Regions from separate parts of the Homo sapiens genome. Here region 2 is linked to region 1. A link is an interaction called in ENCODE POLR2A ChIA-PET data of the cell type or tissue named here. Cell type or tissue: HepG2. All regions are shown on one strand.

Evidence for each region. Peaks named below come from ENCODE experiments on the same cell type or tissue, not always from the same donor. Only the 100,000 strongest peaks of a DNase experiment are listed, where the experiment ranks them.
Region 2: POLR2A ChIA-PET joins it to region 1 with 10 read pairs; 27 of 35 experiments call an interaction of 5 or more read pairs at or near these places.

Annotation. Positions count from the first base shown.
Region 1 is chr11:62,852,107-62,860,106 of GRCh38, reverse strand. It overlaps SNHG1 (small nucleolar RNA host gene 1), which reads left to right and starts at 4,222. Exons shown (of 9, transcript NR_152585.1): 1 at 4,222-4,683; 2 at 4,891-4,974; 3 at 5,556-5,588; 4 at 6,043-6,089; 5 at 6,274-6,306; 6 at 6,517-6,555; 7 at 6,992-7,032; 8 at 7,268-7,296; 9 at 7,426-8,000. It overlaps SNORD22 (small nucleolar RNA, C/D box 22), which reads left to right and starts at 7,072; the gene lies at 7,072-7,197. It overlaps SNORD31 (small nucleolar RNA, C/D box 31), which reads left to right and starts at 6,714; the gene lies at 6,714-6,781. SNORD30 (small nucleolar RNA, C/D box 30) reads left to right here and starts at 6,375; the gene lies at 6,375-6,444. It also overlaps SNORD29, SNORD28, SNORD27, SNORD26, SNORD25 and LOC124900306, and 1 more gene. RefSeq lists enhancers at 242-1,216, 1,217-2,190, 2,191-3,166, 3,167-4,140, 4,109-4,288 and 2 more and a silencer at 3,989-4,048. In HepG2, no CTCF peak of the experiment used is centred here; DNase peaks (open chromatin) are centred at 1,746 and 4,066; H3K4me3 peaks cover 5,671 bases.
Region 2 is chr11:62,676,590-62,684,589 of GRCh38, reverse strand. It overlaps UBXN1 (UBX domain protein 1), which reads left to right and starts at 5,517. Exons shown (of 9, transcript NM_001286077.2): 1 at 5,517-5,725; 2 at 5,847-5,900; 3 at 5,989-6,095; 4 at 6,182-6,251; 5 at 6,472-6,663; 6 at 6,758-6,809; 7 at 6,956-7,072; 8 at 7,585-7,777; 9 at 7,951-8,000. The coding sequence starts at 5,667. The coding sequence ends at 8,000. RefSeq lists an enhancer at 5,429-5,758. In HepG2, CTCF peaks have their summits at 3,614 and 7,746; DNase peaks (open chromatin) are centred at 3,609 and 5,489; H3K4me3 peaks cover 2,274 bases.

The sequences.
Region 1 (8,000 bases):
TTGCTCACATGTTTTCCTGCTGACCCTCTCCCCACCATTACCCTATAGTCCTGCCACATCCCTCTGGCTGAGATGGTAGAGATAGTGATCAATAAATACTGAGGGAACTCAGAGACCAGTGCTGGTGCGGGTCCTCCGTATGCTGAGCGCCAGTCCCCGGGTCCACTTTTCTTCCTCTATACTTTGTCTCTGTGTCTTATTTCTTTTCTCAGTCTCTCGTCCCACCTGACGAGAAATACCCACAGGTGTGGAGGGGCTGGCCCCCTTCAGGATTACAGGCGTGAGCCGCTCCACCCAGCCTACTTTTTTTAAAATGCCCTCTTTTCTAGTAGATTCTATGTCACTCACAAGAGGTTGCAAACTCACAATCAAAGGCCACCTTTGGCCCACGGGCATATTTTGGTTTTTTGTTTGTTTTTGAGACTCACTCTTGTCCCCCAGGCTGGAGTGCAGTGGGGTGATCTTGGCTCACTGCAACTTCCACCTCCCGGGTTCAACCACTTCTCCTGCCTCAGCCTCCTAAGTAGCTAGGATTACAATCGCCTGCCACCGCACCCACACCACGCCCGGCTTATTTTTGAATTTTTAGTAGAGAAGGGTTTTCACCATGTTGGCCATGCTGGTCTCTAATGTGGGGAAAAGCAAGAGAGATCAGATTGTTACTGTGTCTGTGTAGAAAGAAATAGACATGGGAGACTCCATTTTGTTATGTACTAAGAAAAATTCTTCTGCCTTGAGATTCTGTGACCTTACCCCCAACCCCGTGCTCTCTGAAACATGTGCTGTGTCAAACTCAGGGTTCAATGGATTAAGGGCGGTGCGAGATGTGCTTTGTTAAACAGATGCTTGAAGGCAGCATGCTCCTTAAGAGTCATCACCACTCCCTAATCTCAAGTACCCAGGGACACAAAAACTGCGGAAGGCCGCAGGGACCTCTGCCTAGGAAAGCCAGGTATTGTCCAAGGTTTCTCCCCATGTGATAGTCTGAAATATGGCCTCGTGGGAAGGGAAAGACCTGACTGTCCCCCAGCCCGACACCCGTAAAGCGTCTGTGCTGAGGAGGATTAGTATAAGAGGAAGGCATGCCTCTTGCAGTTGAGACAAGAGGAAGGCATCTGTCTCCTGCCCGTCCCTGGGCAATGGAATGTCTCGGTATAAAACCCGATTGTACGTTCCATCTACTGAGATAGGGAAAAACCGCCTTAGGGCTGGAGGTGGGATCTGCGGGCAGCAATACTGCTTTGTAAAGCATTGAGATGTTTATGTGTATGCATATCTAAAAGCACAGCACTTAATCCTTTACCTTGTCTATGATGCAAAGACCTTTGTTCACGTGTTTGTCTGCTGACCCTCTCCCCACTATTGTCTTGTGGCCCTGACACAACCCCCTCTTCGAGAAACACCCACGAATGATCAATAAATACTAAGGGAACTCAGAGGCTGGCGGGATCCTCCATATGCTGAACGCTGGTTCCCCGGGTCCCCTTATTTCTTTCTCTATACTTTGTCTCTGTCTTTTTCTTTCCTAAGTCTCTCGTTCCACCTTAGGAGAAACATCCACAGGTGTGGAGGGGCAACCCACCCCTTCACTCTAACTCCTGACCTCAGGTGATCCGCCCACTTTGGCCTCCCAAGGTGCTAGGATTACAGGCATGAGCCACCACGCCCGGCCAAAAAATTTTAAATTCAACATTTCAACGTGAGTAAATACACAATTCTGGACTTCTGGATTCTTTTGAAAACTGACTATCTGATCACACAGAGACAATATTGTCGCAAGGCAACAATCAGCTGGAGCTGTGAAAGGGCTGCCCAGTTCACCAGAGTCCCAACTCAGTTCATTTCACTTACCTACATTACTTAGCTGATTTCTGTACGTGAGTTGGAGACCCCTAACCTAAATCCCCTCTTTTCCACTTCCACTGCCATTATACTTGTTAGCATTGAATCCTCTTGCCTAAACTACTATGGCAATCTAATTAATGCCCTTGTCTCCATCTTATCCCCCAATGTCTTATCACTTTCCTACTTAAAAACTCTCCCCGGTTTTTTTTTCTTTTCTATGTATAATTCAAATGATTTAGCTTTGCATTCAAGGTCCTGCTTATCTGGCTTTCCCCAGGAAATACTTTCCAGTTTTATATTCTAATACTCCCCTTTTGCCCATCTTTCATGAATTGTAGCTACACACTTCCTTCTTTTTCTAGCACCAAGCTTGTGCTCCAGTTGTTCCTTTAACTGGAATTCCCCTCCCAAGTCTTTCTACCCTTTCAGGCCCAGACACTCTATAAAGCATTTCCCGACTGCCATTCCCACACACAACCTCCCCAGCCTTGTCTGTCTACTCTGGGCCATCTTGATTTTCCAGTTTATCTGTCCCACATTTTTTTTTTTTTTTTTTTTTTTTTTTTGAGACAGGGTCAATCTCAGTCATCCAGGCTGGAGTGCAGTGCAGTGGCTTGATCACAGCTCATTTGCAGTCTCAACCTCCTGGGCTCAAGCAATCCTCCCACCTTAGCCTCCCAAGCAGCTGGGGCTACAGGCATGCACCACCGCTCCTGGCTAATTTTTTCTATTTTTTTTGTAGAGATCGGTATGGGTTTCTCACTATGTTGCTTAGACTGGTCTTGAACTCTTGGGCTCAAGAGATCCTCCCGCCTTGGCCTCCCAAAATGCTGAGCCAGGCCGGGTGTGGTGGCCCACCCCTGTAATCCCAGCAGTTTGGGAGGCTGAGGCAGGAGGTCACCTGAGGTCAGTAGTTCGAGAGCAGCCTGGCCAACATGATGAAACCCCGTCTCTCCGAAAAACACAAAAATTAGTGTGGCATGATGATGGCGGGAGCCTGTAATCCCAGCTACTCAGGAGGCTGAGGAAGGAGAATCGCTTGAACCTGGGAAGCGGAGGTTGCAGTGAACAGACATCCCGCCACTGCACTCCAGCCTGGGCGACAGAGCAAGCCTCCGTCTTGAAAGAAAAAAATGTTTGGCCGGGCGCGGTGGCTCACGCCTGTAATCCCAGCACTTTGGGAGGCCGAGGCAGGCGGATCACCCGAGGTCAGGAGTTCAAGACCGGCCTGACCAACATGGAGAAACCCTGTCTCTACTAAAAATACAAAATTAGCCGGTCACAGTGGCGCATGCCTGTAATCCCAGCTACTCAGGAGGCTGAGGCAGGAGAATTGCTTGAACCCGGGAGGTGGAATGCAGTGAGCTGAGATCGGGCCATTGCATTCCAGCCTGGGCAACAAGAGCGAAACTCCGTCTCAAAAAAAAAAAAAAAGAAAGAAAAAAATGTTTATAAAGTGTGCTTGTACACGTAGATGTTTACCACAAACGACTGAACTAATGTTGTCCGGTCTCAGTAAAACAGTCTATAGCTGACTGCAACCATATTGATCAGGCAGGAGTTGCAGCAGGCAGCACCGCCGGAGCTCTTTAGGGTTCCCCATCAATAAAATGGGGGTTGTCATCCTACCTAGCTCTTGGGATTTTGGTGGATTAATCGATTCATATAGTGTGCTTAAAACGGTGCTCCATAAATGTTAGCTAATGTTGGCCCGTAGTAGTCCAAGATCTAAAGAAAACGCACCAGAAGGCAGGACATAGGGAACCAGTTAGGAAAAAATCAGATCCTGTCTTCAGTGAAGCACTTACGTCCTGACATACTTTCCCGAAATGGCCCCACCAAAGGGGACCTCCTCCCGAGCTTAGCCCGGGATCCAGTACCTGAGTCGTCCCCCGCGCTGAGACCCTGGACACCAGCCTCCGAATGTGAGCCAGGCAACTGGCGCGGAATCGACACGACGGCGATCGAGGCTTCAGGAGGCTGTAGCTCCATGGAGGCGGATCCTGCACACAGGTTTGGGGTGTGTGGGCAAGGGGCAGCTCAGAACAGGGTTAGAGGGTAGGCAGTCGTGACCGTCAGTCCAGGATCGCCGTGAGGCAGTGATCTCACCGCTCCTGCCACATGCACTGGGTGAGAAAACCAAGCCGCAATGCGGTCGGTGAGCCAGCACGCTCCCGTAGGACGCATGCGCGCCTTTTTCGCGCCGCAAGTTCAGGTGGCGCTTTGTCTACGCCCTCCTTCCCTGGAACTCTCTACCCACAACTCCCCGGGGTCGCATGCGGTCAACGTATGCGCGTGCGCTCGCCGTAGCCCCGCCCCCAAATCCCGTGGGCCTCTGCGGCATGGTATTTAATCGTCTCCCCGGGGAGATTCGTTCTCATTTTTCTACTGCTCGTGGTAAGTGGCTTCGTGGTCTTTATAGCTGTTACTCTTTTGTACTTTGTCTTTTTCTTTTATTTTCTTTTGAGCGATTGTGCGAACATAGCATAGCACGCACTATGCCTTCTGTGTTGTAGCTGCCTGGCCAGGGCGACTGGCGGATAAGGTCTTGTGCGTGGCCTCGAGGCTTAAAAGTAGCAGTGGGGCTTTGTGAAGGACAAAATGGCGATGGCGGGCCGTGTAGGTCCCCCTTCCTATGATGAGGACCTTTTCACAGACCTGTACTGAGCTCCGTGAGGATAAATAACTCTGAGGAGATGGGCCCTGCAAGCCTCTTGCTTAGCCGTCTGTTCAGAAAATAGCGTTTTCGAAATGCCCTGAGTTGACCTAATGTCTTATTGGGCTCCTGTCTGCAGGATTTACGCGCACGTTGGAACCGAAGAGAGCTCTGTTGTTGCAGTAAGTTCTTACGGCCATTTCTTAATCTCTGCTCTTTCGTTGAGTGTGTGGAAGTTGCTACGGGGATGATTTTACGAACTGAACTCTCTCTTTCTGATGGATTAGTGGAGAAAACAGAAAATTCTGAGTAGCACTGTACTGTACGCAACAAATGTCAGGGCCCTATTGATTTGTCTGAGGTGTTAGTGAAGGGTGTTATTTTTTCAGATGTTCAGCCCACAAGAGCTTACTGGTGAAGGAATGGGACAAGACCCATCTTTATGCAAAGCCAGCGTTACAGTAATGTTCCAGGTAGGTGTACATGGTTTATGCTCTTACAGAGGAGACCTTGTAGATAACCACTCCATGATGAACACAAAATGACAAGCATATGGCTGAACTTTCAAGTGATGTCATCTTACTACTGAGAAGTGAGAGAGAGGTCTTAAGGGGTCTTTGAATGACTATTTTTAGGTACATAAAATGCTTTCCTCTGTTGTCTACAGCATCTCATAATCTATCCTGGGGAATTCAGCTGCCTCCCAGGGTGAATACAGGTAATTATCCAAATTGGTGTATGTCATCTTTGTAAATGTTCAAGAAAACAAGTGGCCGGCGGAACAATGTTTTTTGGCGCCTTCCATCTTGTTCCTCTTGAAATGATTTTCTGGGGAGGGAGATCGCAACCCGGTACTACAGTTCTTGTAAGGGTGTGCTGTTACCCTCATCCATATATCGATCACGTTACTGTCAGATGATTTGAATTGATAAGCTGATGTTCTGTGAGGTACAAAAGTTAATAGCATGTTAGAGTTCTGATGGCAGTTGTTGTTTATGAATAAGCTTCATTCCATCCTAATACCTTAAAATAACTAATTTGCTTTCCTTTCCAGGTATTCCTGATGACAGTCTGCCTCTATCTTACAGTAAGTTGTTTTTCGAATTCTATGGGCCTATTATCTAATAGATAACTTAGCCATTTTGATATTTGTTACCAAAGCCTGCTTAACCCATAAAGTTTTCTGGTTCCTCTTGTTCTCTGTAGTGATGTTTCTAGATAGATGCCCACTGATATATGCCCCTTTTTTCTCAGATAGATGCCCACTGATCTGCCCAGGGTCAGACGAATGCTTGTCAGTTGTAGCTTTCCAGGATTCTGCTCCAATGAGGAGGAAACATCCTGCCTTACCCCTGTTTTAGCCTGGGAACCAGTAATTGTGAACTCACCAGGGTTAACATGAAGAGGGCATGAGAGCTTATTCCATAAGGAATTGTCTGAGACATTTGGTTACCTTTTCTTAGTTTGTCCATTAGCAACCGTAACTAAAATAGTTTTGGCTGTTTGGGATAATTAGCTAATTGAATGATTTTTTGATTCAGGAGCAGCTTGTTGCTATATACCATTGAAAAGCCTTCAGAGCTGAGAGGTTAGTTGATATTTTTTGTTCCTTACAGCTTATGCCACCAAGTAGGCAGTTTCTATGATGAATCAAACTAGCTCACTATGACCGACAGTGAAAATACATGAACACCTGAGAAACTGGAGAACGCAGGGAGTGGGGGGTAACCATGTCTGAGGAATCTTTCACCCACAGCTTTGTTTTTCTCTAGGTACTACTAACCAATAACCTGCTTGGCTCAAAGGTGAGTAATTTCACGGTATTCAATGCACTCAGTATATAGGGTAGGAAAAAGTGCCTTTTTAGGCCTGTGTTTGTGATGACTTACATGGAATCTCGTTCGGCTGATGACTTGCTGTTGAGACTCTGAAATCTGATTTTCTGAGAATGATGGGTGGGAACAACATAATGCGGGATATGAGAAGCACTACTGACTTGGTCTTCCTCCTTTCAGGGCCAGCACCTTCTCTCTAAAGCCCAAGAGGAGTTTGAGGTAAATGGCTTTGCAATAGTTACCATCAATGGCTGCTATATAAAATTTTCTGTGATTTTTGTGTGTGATAGCACTGTGGTCTGGGTGAATGTACACAGACATAACTGGCTTAACCCAAAGTCTTTGATCTCCTGAACCACCAGTGATGAATTGCTGCTCACCAGTGATGAGTTGAATACCGCCCCAGTCTGATCAATGTGTGACTGAAAGGTATTTTCTGAGCTGTGAGCCTGCCTTCCAGTGACATGTTCTAAAAATTGCAAGTTATTTGAGGAGGCTTTACAGCCAATAGGAAGTTCTTGGGCTAAGTAGTGTTTCCTATAAAATGTGCCCTGAAACTTCTTTCTGCCAAGCAATAGATACAATTGAGAGATTGTAAAATGTGACATAGAATGAAAGTCTCTCAAGACTACATTTTTCTTTCTTGATTTTGCAGGAAAACTAGGTGTCTGTGTTCACTCCAGGCTGAAGTTACAGGTGAGTAAACCTAAATGTAAGGTGGACTATGCTAAAAATTCCCAATGAAGAAACTTTCACATGTCTTACTCTCTGTCCTAGTCCCAGAGCCTGTAAAGGTGAACCCACTGGGACTGGCTGGGGGAGAAGAGGAAGATTTGTTCCAGAAGGAACTGTCTGAGGGATGATAAAGATTTCTATACAGAGAAAGGGAGTAATCATCACTTGTTGAAAACATTGGTTTTATTTTTTCCAGGTCTGAGCAAATAAGGTGTATAAAAAATGGTAGGTATCTGTTTAAATATTTAACTGATTTTATAATAGCAACCTTTTGCTCCTAGGTTACATAGTGTTAAATATTGTGTTCATTTGTATTTTCCAATCCAATAAGAACTTTTTTTTTTACCTCTGCAGGAATCTGTCTTGGAGGACATCAGAAGGTGAATTTTCCAAGTTCTTGGACAACCTAGCTGTTGAAAAGCTTTCTGGGTTTGGGGGGTATTTCAGATGTACCTTAAAGTGTTAGCAGACACAGATTAAGACACTGGGAGCCAATGAAACAGCAGTTGAGGGTTTGCTGTGTATCACATTTCTGTATTTTATCACCCCCTTCCTGCAACATTATTTATCTGGAATCTACCTGCCCTTTTGTTTTTTAGATACAAGGGCTTGGTTTTGTTACCCAGGCTGGTTTCAAGGCCATAGCTTTAAGAGATCCTCTCACCACAGATTTCCAAAGTGCTGGGATTGCAGGTGTGATTCATGGCACCCAGACTTTGCTGCCTTTCTTACATGATCCAGGCCCAGAACCCAAACTCAGGCACTGTATAGATGACCACTTTCGTAAACTACTGACCTAGCTTGTTGCCAATTGTTGATTGAACTTCCCATAACTCCACTTCGTGTCTGTTCCTCTGTATACAGCCACCTTCTGTTCCCGTCATGAGCCTTTAGGTCTCCATTTGCATATTGCAAATACTATGTTCCAT
Region 2 (8,000 bases), 180 kb after region 1:
TTCAAGACAAGCCTGACCAGCATGGAGAAACCCTGTCTCTACTAAAAATACAAAATTAGCTGGGCATGGTGGTGCACGCCTGTAATCCCAGCTACTCGGGAGGCTGAGGCAGGAGAATCGCTTGAACCCAGAAGGCGGGGCTGGGCGCAGTGGCTCATGTCTGTAATCCCAGCGCTTTGGGAGGCCGAGGCGGCTGGATCACGAGGTCAGGAGACCGAGACCACGGTGAAACCCCGTCTCTACTAAAAATACAAAAAAAATTAGCCGGGTGAGGTGGTGGGCACCTGTAGTCCCAGCTACTCGGGAGGCTGAAGCAGGAGAATGGCATGAACCCGGGAGTCGGAGCTTGCAGTGAGTGGAGATCATGCCACTGCACTCCAACCTGGGCGACAGAGTGAGACTCCATCTCAAAAAAAAAGAAAAAGAAAAAGAAAAAAGAAAAGAAGAAAAGAACTCAGAAGGTGGAAGTTTCAGTGAGCCCAGATCACGCCATTGCAGTCCAGCCTGGGCAACAAGTGTGAAACTGCGTCTCAAAAAAAAAAAAAAAAAAAAAAGAAGGCCAGGCATGGTGGCTCATGCCTAAAACCCAGCACTTTGGGAGGCTGAAGCAGCTGGATCACCTGAGGTCAGGAGTTTGAGACCAGCCTGACCAACAAGATGAAACCCCATCTCTACTAAAATACAAAAATTAGCTGGGTGTGGTGGCAGGCACCTGTAGTCCCAGCTACTTGGGAGGCTGACAAAGGAGAGTTGCTTGAACCCAAGAGGTGGAGGTTGCAGTGAGCTGACACCACGCCACTGCACTCCAGCCTGGGCTACGGAGTGAGACTCCATCTCAAAAAAAAAATTTATTCTATTATAGAACCTCTACAATAAATTTAGAATACTATGTTATCCCCGCTGGGCTTAATGGCTCAACCTGTAATCCCAGGACTTTGGGAGGCCAAGGTGGGCAGATCACTTGAGGTCACGTGTTCAAGACCAGCCTGGCCAACATGATGAAACCTCATTTCTACTAAAAATACAAAAAATAGCTGGGTGTGGTGGCGGGCGCCTGTAGTCCCAGCTACTCGGGAGGCTGAGGCAGGAGAATCGCTTGAACCAGGGAGGCAGAGGTTGCAGTGAGTTGAGATCGTGCCACTGCACTCCAGCTTGGGTAATGAGTGAGATTCCATCTCTAAAAACAAAAAAAGAATACATATGTTATCCTGAATACACTTGTTATAATACTGCAGTGAATACCCTGTGCCTTTTTTCCTTTTTTTTTTTTTTTTTTTTGAGACGGAGTCCCTGTCTCCCAGGCCGGAGTACAGTGGCGTGATCTCCACTCACTGCAAGCTCCGCCTCCTGGGCTCACACCATTCTCCTGCCTCAGCCTCCTGAGTATCTGGGACTACAGGCGCCTGCCACCACGCCCAATTTTTTTGTATTTTTAGTAGAGACAGGGTTTCACTGTGTTAGCCAGGATGGTCTAGATCTCCTGACCTCGTGATCCGCCCGCCTCAGCCTCCCAAAGTGCTGGGATTATAGGCATGAGCCACCGTGCCCGGCCTTCCTTAGCATTCATTTATTTACAAATAACGAGAGGTCATACTATCTCATTATTATTACTATTTATTTATTTCATTTTTTGAGACGGAGACTCTGTCTCAAAAAATAAATAAATAAAATAAAAAAATAAAGCCCATGCTTGTCACTCTACCGTGGAGAGGCAACATAGCATAGTGGTTTAGAGAACACACACTGCCTTGGGTTGAATCCTAGTTTTGTTATTTACTTTGTGACTTTAGGTAAATTATCTCATCTTGGCTGGGCATGGTGGCTCACACCTGTAATTCCAGCACTCACGCCTGTAATTCCAGCACTCACGCCTGTAATTACAGCACTCACGCCTGTAATTCCAGCACTGGGCATGGTGGCTCACGCCTGTAATTCCAGCACAAGGCAGGGGATGGCTTGAGCTCACAAGTTCGAGACCAGCCTGGGCAACATAGCGGAAACCTACCTCTACTATAATAAAAATACAAAAGTTAGCCAGGTGTGGTACATGCTACTTGGGAGGCTGAGGTGAAAGGATGGCTTGAGCCTGGGAGAAGGAGGTTGCAGTGAGCCAAGATTGTGCCACTGCTCTCCAGCCTGGGCAATAAAGCCAGACCTTGTCTCAGAAAAAAACCCATCTTTCCTTTTTTTTTTTTTTTTTTTTTTTTGAGACGGCCTCTTACTCTGTCACCAGGCTGGAGTGCAATGGCACAATCTTGGCTCACTGCAACCTCCGCCTCCCAGGTTCAAGTGATTCTCCTGCCTCAGCCTCTCAAGTATCTGGGATTACAGGTGTGTGCCACCACGCCTGGCTAATTTTTTGTATTTTTAGTAGAGAAGGGGTTTCACCGTGTTAGCCAGGATGGTCTCGAACTCCTGACCTCATGATCTGCCCGCCTCAGCCTCCCAAAGTGCTAGGATTACAGGCGTGAGCCACCGTGCCTGGCCAAAAAAAAAACATCTTTCTGAGTCTGTTTTTTGTTTTTTTATTTTTTTTTCTTGAGACAGAGTTTCACTCTTGTTGCCCAGGCTGGAGTGTAATGGCACGATCTCGGGTCACTGTAATCTCCGCCTCCTCGGTTCAAGCAATTCTCCTGCCTCAGCCTCCTGAGTAGCTGAGATTACAGGAGCCTGCAACTATGCCCGGCTAATTTTTATGTTTTTTTAAGCAGAGATAGGGTTTCACCATGTTGGCCAGGCTGGACTCGAACTCCTGACCTCAGGTAATCCACCCGCCTTGGCCTCCCAAAGTGCTAGGATTATAGGTGTGAGCCACCATGCCTGGCCTTGAGTCTGTTTTTTTGTGACTAAAAATAGCTTCTACATCATAGGGATTGTTGTGATGATTAAATATGGATTAATCATACAAAATTCTCTAGCAGGCCGGGCACGGTGGCTCACGCCTGTAATCCCAGCACTTTGGGAGGCCGAGGCAGGTGGATCACCTGAGGTAACAAGTTCGAGATTAGCTTGGCCAACATGATGAAACCCCTTCTCTACTAAAAAATACAAAAATTAGCCCGATGTGGTGGCGGGTGCTTGTAATCCCAGCTACTCGGGAGGCTGAGGCATGAGAACAGCTTGAGCTTGGGAGGCAAAGGTTGCAGTGAGCCAAGATCCCACCACTGCACTCTAGCCTGGCAACAAAGTGAGACCCTGTCTCTCTCACACACACACACACACACACACACACACACACACACACACACACAAGTCTCTAGTGCATATATTATCAATATCAGTAACTGTTATTGTCATTATTACTCTACCTTCTAATAAACATTTAAAGTGAGCTTCACTTTCAGGAATCTAACAGCCCGGGTAGTGGTGGAGCACAAAGTAATCAACAGTGACTCACAGCAGTGGGGATAAATGCTTAATGGGTTAAATACTGTAGCTGGAAGGCAGACAGCAGTGGTCAAAGCAGGCTTTTCTTAGAAGGCAAATCCTGAATCCTGAAAAACTCCTGGGAGTTAGTTTACTAAGTGAAGAGACAGGACATCCTAGGCGGAGACTGGTTGGTGCACAGGCCAAGAGGAGGGTGAAGTCTGGTTTGCAATATGCACAGCTTACCCTCAAGTGGTGGGTGATGAAACTGCACAATAACTACCAGCATTTACATACTCTGCCTTGCCAGGCACCAAAGTAGGTGCTATTGTGATCTCCACTTGAGAGGGGGTTCTAACCCCCCTCCCCGCAAAAAAAGCCAAGGTGGGCGCAGAAGGAAGTCAGACCACTAGCATTTAAGTTGTCCCAGATGGCCGAGTATGTAGCTCACGCCTTTAATCTTAGCACTTTGGGAGGGCGAGGCAGGTGGATCACTTGAGCTCAGGGGTTGGAGACCAGCCTGGCCAATATGGCGAAACCCCGTCTCTACAAAAAATAGAAAAATTAGGCCGGGCGCGGTGGCTCACACCTGTAATCCCAGCACTCTGGGAGGCCAAGGTGGGTGGATCATGAGGTCAGGAGTTCAAGACCAGCCTGGTGAAGATGGTGAAACCCCGTCACTACTAAAACTACAAAAATTAGCCAGGCGCGGTGGCAGCCACCTATAATCCCAGCTACTCGGGCAGGAGAATCGCTTAAACCCGGGGCAGGCAGAGGTTGCAGTGAGCTGAGATTGTGCCACTGCACTCCAGCCTGGGTTACAGAGTGAGATTTTGTCTAAAAAAAAAAAAAAAAAAAAAAAAAAAAGGAGAGAGAGAGAGAAAAGAAAAAGAAAAATTAGCCGGGTGTGGTGGCATGTGCCTGTAGTCCCAGCTACTTGGGAGGCTGAAGTGGGAGGATCGCTTGAGCCCAGGAGGCTGAGGTTGCAGTATGTCAAGATTGCACCACTGCACTCCAGCCTGGGCGACAGAGCCAGATCCTGTCTCAAAAACAAAAATAGCTGGGTGTGGTGGCTCACGCCTGTAATCCCAGCACTTTGGGAGGCCGAGGTGGGTGAATCACCTAAGGTCAGGAGTTCGAGAACAGCCTGACCAATATGGAGAAACCTCATCTCTACTAAAAATACAAAAATGGCTAGGCTCGTTGGCTCACGCTTGTAATCCCAGCACTTTGGGAGGCCGAGGCAGGTGGATCATATGAGGTCAGGAGTTCAAGACCAGCCTGACCAACATGATGAAACCCTGTCTCTACTAAATATACAAAAATTAGCCGGGCATGGTGGCGTGGGACTGTAATCCCAGCTACTCAGGAGGCTGTGGCAGGAGAATCGCATGCACCCAGGAGGCGGAGGTTGCAGTGAGCCGAGACCGCGCCACTGCACTCCAGCCTGGGCGACAGAGCGAGACTCCCTCTTAAAAAAAAAAAAAAAAAAAAAAAAAGCTGGGCATGGTGGTGGGCGCCTGTTATCTCAGCTATCCGGGAGGCTGAGGCAGGAGAAATGCTTGACCCGGGAAGCGGAGGCTGCAGTGAGCAGAGATCGCGCCACTGCACTATTGCACTCCAGTCTGGGCAACAAGAGTGAAACTCCATCTCAAAAATAAAAAATAAAAAAAAAAGTAAGTTGTCCTAGATGGTGGAAGTGTCACGGATTTTTAAGCAGGGAGGTGAAGACAGGACTACATGATTGTGTTTTGCAAAAATCCCTTTGGCAGTCAGGCAGAGGATGGCTCAATTCCCTAAGGAGAATGAGTGGGCCAAAGAGCAAGACATTTCTTCTGCTCCTGGCAAACATTGCCAAAGAACTTCCCAAAGCATTGCGCTAAGGGACCATATTCCTTCTAATTTCTAAGGAGGGTGAGGCAGGATGAAGTTCCGGGAACTGGCTTCATTCCGCCCACGGGTTTCAGAGCCGCACCAGCTTTCTTCCCCACAGCAGCCTGGCGCCTTGGCTTGGTGGGTTGCCTCCCTGTTCCCACCCACGGAAAGTCCTGGCAGCAGGGCCAGAAGTTTTATGGTTCTCAGCGGCACCCGTCGACATCCGCCCCCACGTGACCCAAACAGATCCGGCACTTCCGCTTCCCCTCGGCTTTCTTCTCGTCGGTGTTCCCGGCTGCTATAGAGCCGGGTGAGAGAGCGAGCGCCCGTCGGCGGGTGTCGAGGGCGGGTTGCCTCGCGCTGACCCTTCCCGCCCTCCTTCTCGTCACACACCAGGTCCCCGCGGAAGCCGCGGTGTCGGCGCCATGGCGGAGCTGACGGCTCTTGAGAGTCTCATCGAGATGGGCTTCCCCAGGGGACGCGCGTAAGGGAGTTCCCCAACCCCGGCCTGCGGGTGTGGGGGGTCGCGGACCTGTCTCGGCCTTTGCCCCAGCCTGACCGTCACCATGGCTCGTGGGCGCTATTCATGGTGTTTCTGCCCCCAGGGAGAAGGCTCTGGCCCTCACAGGGAACCAGGGCATCGAGGCTGCGATGGACTGGTAAGCGCTCGTCCCGGGTGGCGGAGAATTGGGGGCTGGCGGGAGGGGCAGCCTCAAAGCTAACCTCCCCGCCCACTTTCCCTGCCAGGCTGATGGAGCACGAAGACGACCCCGATGTGGACGAGCCTTTAGAGACTCCCCTTGGACATATCCTGGGACGGGAGCCCACTTCCTCAGAGCAAGGCGGCCTTGAAGGTCCTGACTGAGGGTCCACGGTGTGATTATTCAGGAGGGTCCGAGGAGAATCTGAAGGGATAATAATACCGATTGTTTGTTTGTAGGATCTGGTTCTGCTGCCGGAGAAGGCAAACCCGCTTTGAGTGAAGAGGAAAGACAGGAACAAACTAAGAGGTACAGTAACAACAATCTCACGTGTCTGAGGGTCGTCTTCCATCTCTCCCCAGTACACGTCTGGTCAAAGAACCTTGACCTTTCCACATTTCCTCTTTCTTGGCATTTTCTTTTCCTTTAATCTACTTTGGGATATATGTCGCCTAATTTTGTTTATTGTAAACTTTACACCTTCCCACTCTGTCCATTTCTCTTGAACTGTTTTCCCTCGGCAACACAGGATGTTGGAGCTGGTGGCCCAGAAGCAGCGGGAGCGTGAAGAAAGAGAGGAACGGGAGGCATTGGAACGGGAACGGCAGCGCAGGAGACAAGGGCAAGAGTTGTCAGCAGCACGACAGCGGCTACAGGAAGATGAGATGCGCCGGGCTGCTGAGGAGAGGCGGAGGGAAAAGGCCGAGGAGTTAGCAGCCAGGTCTGGGCAGGGGAAATGATGGATAGCAGATGAGAAAGAAATCAAGATTTGCTTTGTTGATGTCTGACCTAATTTCTTCTTGTCTACATTTCAGACAAAGAGTTAGAGAAAAGATCGAGAGGGACAAAGCAGAGAGAGCCAAGAAGGTAGGTGACTGAGAAGACGCCACGGGTAATGGAGTGGGCAGGTTAGTAAATCTTTTCCAGCTTCAGAGGGAAAGCATGGGCTTATATGATCTGTTTCACCTGAGGATGGGTGAGTACCTGATTGACTGTTTTACTTTGCCCTTTAGTATGGTGGCAGTGTGGGCTCTCAGCCACCCCCAGTGGCACCAGAGCCAGGTCCTGTTCCCTCTTCTCCCAGCCAGGAGCCTCCCACCAAGCGGGAGTATGACCAGTGTCGCATACAGGTACTGATTCTAATTCTTATCTTCCTCTTGGGACCCCTTTGTTCCGTGTTAAGGTGCCCAGCTCAGAGCTTTTTTCAGTTAACGTGCCCTTTGCCAAATCTCTCCCTTCTTTGTAAATGACTTTTGAAATCCTATCTCTACTCTTGGGAAAGGTATCAAATTTCACCTGCCCCAGTTGTATTTAAACCCATACCTCTCTCTTACTCAGCAGTTACCCTTTTACTTGTTCATGTTTTTATTTGGTTTATTATGTAGCTATCTGGTGATGTGGTATTTATCCAGATTCTTTTGTATAATCTTATCCTTGTCTTTCTTAGGTTGTGAGGGAGCTGGGAGTCTCTCATCCGCACTTAGTAAAGCGGAGCCTAAGTGGCTGTTCATTTGGTGCTTTAAATAGTAGTTGTGCTGGTTCAATCTAAGAAGAAGGGGGCCCAGCTTTAGCTCTTTTCCTTACTTGGGCACCTCATTCAGTTTTGATGCCCACAATACTGAGTATCTCCCTTGCCCTTTAGGTCAGGCTGCCAGATGGGACCTCACTGACCCAGACGTTCCGGGCCCGGGAACAGCTGGCAGCTGTGAGGCTCTATGTGGAGCTCCACCGTGGGGAGGAACTAGGTGGGGGCCAGGACCCTGTGCAATTGCTCAGTGGCTTCCCCAGACGGGCCTTCTCAGAAGCTGACATGGAGCGGCCTCTGCAGGAGCTGGGTATGGCTGCAAGACTAGAAACCAGGACTAGAAACTGGGGGAGTAGGGAGGCATGCCTAGGAAAAGGAGGGATGCAAAGAGAAGGGGCTTTGTGAACATGGTGCAAGGCCAGGAATTTTGGGAGCAAAAACCAAGTATCCTTGTGGTTCAAGCCTGTTTTCTTCCATCTTCAGGACTCGTGCCTTCTGCTGTTCTCATTGTGGCCAAGAAATGTCCCAGCTGA